3 separate regions of the Mus musculus genome follow, and regions 1 and 3 are each linked to region 2. Evidence: chromatin loops called from intact Hi-C (ENCODE). Cell type or tissue: left cerebral cortex. All regions are shown on one strand.

Evidence for each region. A loop is a pair of places that touch in the nucleus more often than their neighbours do. Peaks named below come from ENCODE experiments on the same cell type or tissue, not always from the same donor. Only the 100,000 strongest peaks of a DNase experiment are listed, where the experiment ranks them.
Region 1: it touches region 2 in a loop (2.2-fold over the local background); 2 of 42 quality-filtered maps call a loop at or near these places.
Region 3: it touches region 2 in a loop (2.6-fold over the local background); 2 of 42 quality-filtered maps call a loop at or near these places.

Annotation. Positions count from the first base shown.
Region 1 is chr9:57,219,576-57,222,075 of GRCm38, reverse strand. No RefSeq gene overlaps it. Among named protein-coding and RNA genes, the nearest start is that of Trcg1, 16 kb to the left of the region's middle. In left cerebral cortex, a CTCF peak has its summit at 1,539 (motif pointing right); a DNase peak (open chromatin) is centred at 1,542.
Region 2 is chr9:56,927,194-56,929,693 of GRCm38, reverse strand. Snx33 (sorting nexin 33) reads left to right here and starts at 1,323. Exons shown (of 2, transcript NM_175483.5): 1 at 1,323-2,500. In left cerebral cortex, a CTCF peak has its summit at 1,305; DNase peaks (open chromatin) are centred at 1,299 and 2,175; H3K4me3 peaks cover 1,817 bases; H3K27ac peaks cover 1,588 bases.
Region 3 is chr9:57,207,931-57,210,430 of GRCm38, reverse strand. No RefSeq gene overlaps it. Among named protein-coding and RNA genes, the nearest start is that of Gm46115, 6.0 kb to the right of the region's middle. In left cerebral cortex, a CTCF peak has its summit at 949 (motif pointing left); a DNase peak (open chromatin) is centred at 947.

The DNA.
Region 1 (2,500 bases), 290 kb before region 2:
CTGTCCTTGCTGCAAGCACATGAGGTTTATTGATAGGAACCAGCATGCTGGGGCCGAGACTCGTATCCCACACAGGGGTAAAGGAGTTCGACCCTGAGTAGCTGGGAGAAGGGGTATTTAAAGAAAGATTTATTTATTTATTTATTTTATGATTTGAGTACACACTGTAGCCTTCATGTGGTTGTTGGGAATTGAAATTTTTAGGACCTCTGCTCACTCTGGTTGTTCTTGCTTGCTCTGATCAACCCTGCTCACTCAGGCCCAAAGATTTATTTATTATTATACATAAGTACACTGTAGCTGTCTTTAGACGCACCAGAAGAGGGTGTCAGGTCCCATTACAGGTGGTTGTGAGCCACCATGTGGTTGCTGGGATTTGAACTCAGGACCTCTGGAAGAGCAGTCAGTGCTTACCTGCTAAGCCATCTCACCAGCCTATTCTGGTGTCTGCCCCTCTTTCTGCTCTGGCCACACTGACCTGGCTGTCCCCAGGACACGGCTCGAGAGAATCTGGATTACCTTCATCTTCCTTCATCTCTGCCCCTCTGTCCCTGTACACTGTGTGGTCCAGTCACGTGGCTGAGGGCTATGTTTCAATACTCTGAGGGATACCTCAACTTTCCCCATCTGTGCTCCACAATTTAATTTCTTCACAGCAACTGTTCCTGCTGGATACACGTGTTCAGTTGTTTATGGCAATGACAGCCAGCTTCCATTTAGAGTCTGAGTCCTGGGGATATTTGCTGGCCCAAGCAGTGGCCTTCATCAATGGCAAGCTGCGTGTGCTTGGAAGCAGGTAGGAGAACAGCAGAGGCACAGGAAAGAGGGACGCCCAGCTTTAACTCCCCCAAGACTCAGCTTGTTCTCCTTATAACAGTCCTGTGGCACATCTGAGGGCTGGAGAGCTTAGGCTGAGCTGCTGAAGTCAAAGCCAGTCTGATCCAGTATGAAAGCCCAGGCATCCTTCTTTCTGGGCATAAGTTAATGGAATTTGGGAGTCAGGTGGCAGTGGTGGCAGTGGGCCACAGGGGAGTAAGAAAAGAAAGCAAAGGTGCCAAGGGGGTGCATGGAGTCAGAATGCTGTTCCTGCCTTGGACTGGCCACTTTATGCGCCCCCCAACCCCCCCCCCCATCCCCAGCTTGGTATTCTTATTGGGTCCCGATTTCTTCTGTAACCTAGGGTTGGAATGAGGGTTTCTTCAGCATCTTTTTCAGGGTCCCTCTGCCCCTGTCACTTTGAATCCCAGTGCACTCCCCCATTCATCTGGGAAGGTCAGGCTGACTGAGGCAGGGGAGAGTGTGGAAATCTGGTAACCATGGGTCCTATACAGTCTGCAGCTTGGTAAATGACTCAGGCCCAGCTGAGAGGAGGAAGCATCCCCGACCTGGGAAAAGTGCTAGAGGCAGGATCAAGGGCTTCGGGGCAGATGAGTAGCTTGCTCCCTTGGGCTGACATGGATAGAGATAGTTGGTGGCCAAAGACCATTGTGCCAATAGCCGTTGCTACCTTCTGTTCTCCCTTACCTGGGCTTGTCGTTCTATCATAGCGCCACCAGAGGGCAGGAAGAGACCAAGTTTCTGGCTATCCAGTTTCTTCCTGGCTAAAAGGAAGGTGAATATTCACCCACTATCTCCCCCCCCCCCCTCCCCGGCTCCCACTTCAGCCTGCTGCAGTGTCTCTGTGGGTTCTGGGGGTATCCTCCACCTCTGTTTGTTTGGTTTAGTTTGTTTTTTTTTGTTTTTTTTTTGTTTTTGTTTTTGTTTTTTGAGACAGGGTTTCTCTGCGGGGGCCCTGGCTGTCCTGGAACCCATGACGTAGACAAAGCCGTGATACCTACTCTCTACTTAGGACCAGATGTGCTGCCTACCTGCTGTGGCCGTCCTGTGCCAGCCACACTTAGCTTCCTGAGACCGAGGTCTCTTTCCTAAGCTAGGCTGGGCTAAGAATCAGTCCTGGGGACTGGAACTAAGGGGCAGTCATCTGAAAGAACCTCTTTCACAAGCCCAGTCAGCCTGTCAACAGGACCCACGCACTCCCTCTCCCATGGTTCTCTGCGCCATTTCCTGCATGCTTCCCCTTCAGAAGCTGCCCTTCATGGGTCCCTAGTAGATCCCAGGGAAACTACTCTCACCTCTACCTCCCCCCGCCCCCCTCACCCCCTTCCACATATGCCCCATTTTGACCCATGGTAACTCCTGTGTTGGTGTGGTAACTCCTGTGTTGGTGTCATTGCCTCTCCCTGGGTCCTTTTCTCTCTGATAGCACTAAGGGGGACAGCAGTAAATACAGCACATCACCCTCCCCCCACTTTCCATGTTTCAGGTACCCTAAACTAGAGGCTCCAGATCTCTTTCCCAGACCAGCTGTGGAAAGCTGAGCAGCTTTACAGTGTATCTGCTGTGTGTGGGGTTCTGGAGCCCTTGATGATGCTCTGTGACCTCCAGTCCCGGACCAGGGATGAGAGTCCTTCAGGTGTGGCTCTTGCAAAAGAGGAGGCTG
Region 2 (2,500 bases):
TCACTCAGTCTCCCGTGTGTGTCATCACGACCAGCTGTTATCCTTCATAGGGAGTCAAAGTTTATGAGTTTTGGAGTCAGAGGTCTAGGAGTCATGACCCTCAAAACAGCCAAATGTCCCAACCTTCAGCAGCACTACTTTATACCAGTTAATCAGCAATAAGTAAGAACAATAGTAACCTGGAGGTAGGAAGCCCTAGCAAGATTGGGTAAATAAGGCTCTAGGGCTCCAAGAGGAAGAGGAGGTGTGTGTGTGTGCGTGCGTGTGTGTGTGTGTGTGTGTGTGTGTGTGTGTGTGTGTGTGTGTGACAGAGAGAGAAAAACAAAGAGAGACAGACAGAGACAAGACAGAGAGGCAGGGGTTTTCTATGTATCCCTAGCTTTCTGGAACTCATTTTGTAGACCAGGCTGGCCTCAAACTCATGAGATCTGCCTGTCTCTGTTAGTGCTGGGACTGAAGGAATGGGTGACCACGGCTTGGAAGGTTCTTGATATGTGTTCCACTTAGGCTGGGATCAGTGCCTTCCCAAGCATTTTGCACGACACTGGCCACACTAGGCTGGAACATCTTGCTTCTCTGTGAAGATACTTATGACCTTCCAGACGATAATCTTAGTTTCGGTTAATTTGTTGTTTGGAATATAAACTTAATGATGGGACAGACAGTGTGAATTAAAAACCACAGCAGCAATCCAGCTGTTATATTCGCTCCAGAGTTCAGCACAACTCCTGTCTTTAGTACACCTAGTTTTGCCTAATGTGGAGGGTCGAATCCTGGAAGCCTAAAGGCTATTTACCAGACCACTCCTCTCTCCTTGCTATTTGCTGCTGGCCTGGAAGGAAGATCTGGCTCCCGCGAAAGGACAAAGCAACCCAGAACCCGCCTGTGCCTAAACTTGCAACTTGTCACTGAAGAAGTTACATGGTCTTTGGCACCCCACCCCCACACTCTGGGAGCTGCGGAAGGCAGGAGGGCTCCTCTCCCTATCTTGCTTACAGCATCGGTTATCACCTGCGGGATACCAGGGTCACAATTTGCTGCCTACACCATCTGAGAACAACCCGGGAGCTGTGTTAGCCCCTAGACAGATCGAAGTACGCGTGGCGGGAAAGGAGGTTGGGAAAAGGGAGTCCGCAGCTCTGCTCCCCTGCAGCCGAGGCGGTTCTCCTAGCCTTTATAGCTCCCTCCTTGCCACTGCGCTCCGCAAACTTTCGGAGTTTTCCTGCACTTGCGTCACGGAAAAGGCAGATGGATGACCAAGTCCAGGAGGCGAAGCTCGAAGGCGGCTGGCGAGCTCCCCCACGCGGCGATCCAATCCGAGCGAGAAGCGGCTCTGGGCGCCGGCAACTGGGCTGCTGAAAGCTCGCAGCTCCCCGACTCCCGGGTCCATTTCCTGGATCCCGGCCACCGGGACTGAACCGGAGAGAGGGAGGGCGCCCGCCAGAAGGAAAGTGAGCGGAAGGCCGGCGGTGGCACCCTGGCCGCGGGAGGGCGGAGCTGTGCGGTCCCTGACCGGCCAGGACGCACGGAAGTGCGGTAGAGTTTGTTGAATTCCGTAGCCTGCTTTCCCTCCCTCATACCTCCCTCCCTCTCTCTCCACCCCTCACCTCCCCTACTGCTTTAGCCTCCTTCCTCGGAACGCCATCTCCTGGACTCCTCCCCCCTTCTCTTTTCTTTCTTTCTTTTTCTTTTTTCTTTTTCTTTTTAGTTTTTTGAAGGGAGGGTGAATGTTTGTTTTGGACTTGGCTTCCTGCTGGCAGCGCTGAAGGGCTGCGAGTGAGGGGCAAAGAGGCAAGAAGCTGGGGCTCAGCTAGTCCCTCTCGGGTCGGATCCAGAGGGCATCGCGGAGAACGAACCTACGGACGGACTGACAAACACCCGACTACGCCATCTGTTCGACAGAGCTCTATCTACTGACTGCTGTTGAGTGTTCCGGGGCACATCAGGGGCGGGGGGTGGTGATGGTGGAGGTTTCTCCTAGCGTTACTTCTGGACAGGGGTTCTGAGACTCTGATCCGGGTCAGCTTCATACTCTGAAACTGCCGAGGAATTAGGCAAACAAAAGAGGCACTGAGTGAAAGAGGCCAGAAGTTCTTTGCGCTGCTTGTCGCGCCCCCCCTTGTTATCTGGGGGCGGGGGCTGGCCATTTGCAGGGCGGGAAGAGGGCACCAGAGCTAGCGAGACGGGGTCGCACCCCCTGGGTCGAGTAGTTTTCAGCCGGTTGTGCAAGCTTTGGCCCTTGTTTTCCTGGCCTGGCTCTTTTGGAGGCCGGACACATCCACCCTTGGAATTGGTTCAGGACTCTGCTGTTATTCTCTTTGCCCCTCTTGAATTTTCTGGATTCTTGAAGACGCGGTGGCCCGGGAGGAGAGAGGAAGGAGGAAGGAGCAGATCTCCAGAAGAATGTGAGAGCCTCCCAAAGCCGGAGCCAGTAAGAACGGAGAGCCAGAGGAGGCAGAACCTTGCCTGCGTTCCTGGGACCGTGGTCTGAGGGTAAATC
Region 3 (2,500 bases), 280 kb before region 2:
ATGAGCCATAAATTGTTATACAATGTATCTTTGTCCTAAAGGTTATGAGAACTGCTTAACTGCTCATTATCAAGAGTTGGAATCCTGAGGGCGAAGCCCATGTGACCTGATCTATGTCCTTCTCCAAACACACACACACACACACACACACACACACACACACACACACACACACACACAATATATGCAATATACAAAATACTTCAAAATATACATATATTATACATTTATGTATATATAATACACATATGTAATATACTATATATATAAAATAATACATATACATGTACACACATAAGTATGTATAGTAGGAAAGGGGGAAGAGAACTGTTAAATTTGTGATAGAAAGACCAGTTCCAAAATTTTGAACCAAATTGGAAGCAAGCGTTAATTAAATACTTACTGCGGTTATTGTGAGAAGGTGTGTCTGCTAGCTTGAGGAGCTTGCTGCCCCACGGAGAGAGAACTTTCAGGAATTTGCTGTCTGACTGAGAAGCTGCAGGCTCAAGCTTCTGAACTGGTAATGGATTAAGTTTGAAAGCAGTAAAAGAAACAAGTAGAAACAGTTAGAAGTGTACTTTGCTGTTGAAATAAGGGAAATATTTAGTTTGAGAATAATAAAGTCAAGTCTCTGAAGGAAGGAGAGAATTAGATTAAAACTGAAAATATATTTTGTTAAGATGTGGAATATACAATGGCAGAGGGCAAGTGGACCCGGTATAATTTTATTTCATATATCAGCATAGAAATATATGTTTGGTAATGACCACAATTTTCAATGCTCTCTTTAAGGAAAGATCAGAATAAAGCAGACTTTGATAAGGAGAAGATTGAGAAATGGAATTCCAGATTAAAAGTGATAGAACAGAGATTAGAGGATCCTGTAGATAAGAATAAAGAAACCTTCAGACAAATCCAATCTTGAGCCCACGGCGCCACCTACAGGATGGCCCATTAGAAAACCCACAACTAATTTTCCAGTTACTGTAAGAGAAGTAGCTCCAGGAGAGAGAAATCATACTGGCTTGAAGTATTTGGCTGCTGGCAGCCTATAGAAATACTAGACTTAAAAAGACTTAATGAAGCAATAATGTCTTATAGCATGCATTCACCCTACGTGAAACAGATAATAACTGGGCCATGCAAAAATTGTATAATTCCAAAAGATTAGAGAGATTTGATGTCATCCATGTTAGAACCTGGCCCTCAACTACGGTGGCTGACATGGTAGACAGATGAGGCTTCAGTTATGGAGCAACAGAATCAAACTAGAGATATTAATATTGTCAAGGATCAGTTGCTAGGTGGAGGTTAATATTCTGAACTAGAGTACAAATTATGTTTTTTTTGATGCCACCTTAAAGTAATGTCATTTAAATGCTTGGGACAAGGTTGAACAAGGGAAAATGATCTGGATCATTTACAAAGATAACCCAGGGTTCAGACAAACCCTTTGGCTGACTTCTTTTTTTTTTTAAAAAAAACAAAGATTAACTTCAGCTCTAAATAGAGCAATATCAGATACAGATGCTAGAGAAATAATTGAGTCTTTTGCTTCTGAGAAAGCTAATGCTGAATGCAAAAAGACTGTTAGATCTTTAAGAGCCAGATCTGTACCAATTTTTTAAAGATTTATTTTATTATTATTATATATATGTAAGTACACTGTAGCTGTCTTCAGACACACCAGAAGAGGGTGTCAGATCTCATTACAGATGGTTGTGAGCCACCACCATGTGGTTGCTGGGATTTGAACTCAGGAACTTCGGAAGGGCAGTCAGTGCTCTTAACCACTGAGCCATCTCTGGTACCCGATCTGTACCTATTTATGAGTGGATTAAAACTACTTCAGATATTGGATGTAATGCTTACAATTTAGTTGTGGATGGACAGACAATGGCAGAAGATATGAGAGCTCAGGCTGTCCAATGCTATGGCTGTGGAGAACCAAGCCAGCTCCTAAAGGACTGTGAGCAAACAGGATACATTTTTCTCTAATGAATGTCCCTAGGGGGCTGGAGAGATGGCACAGAGGTTAAGAGCACTGACTGCTGTTCCAGAGGTCCTGAGTTCAATTCCCAGCAACCACATGGTGGCTCACAACCATCTGTAATGGGATCTGATGCCCTCTTCTGATGTGCCTGCAGACAGTGTACTCACATTTTATAATAAACAAATTTTTTAAAAATGATAACCCTGGAATATGTAAAAGATGCAGAAGATGGGCACACAACGCTTATGAATGTAGTTCATCCAGAGATATTAGAGGCAATTCCTTATGGTCAGAAAACTGTCTAAGGGGCTTTGCTTGGGCCCCAACAAAAAACAAGAGCCATTTGTTCCCTATCAGCCAAGGAGAGACTGAGAAAGCGACTGGAAAAATTAAAACCTACTATGACAGACAGTGCTGCTCCAAACTTAACTAAACCATTCAATCAAGATGGTGTAGCTACAACAGATAAAACAAGAGGATTCAAGTACTAGACAACAGGTATTTCGG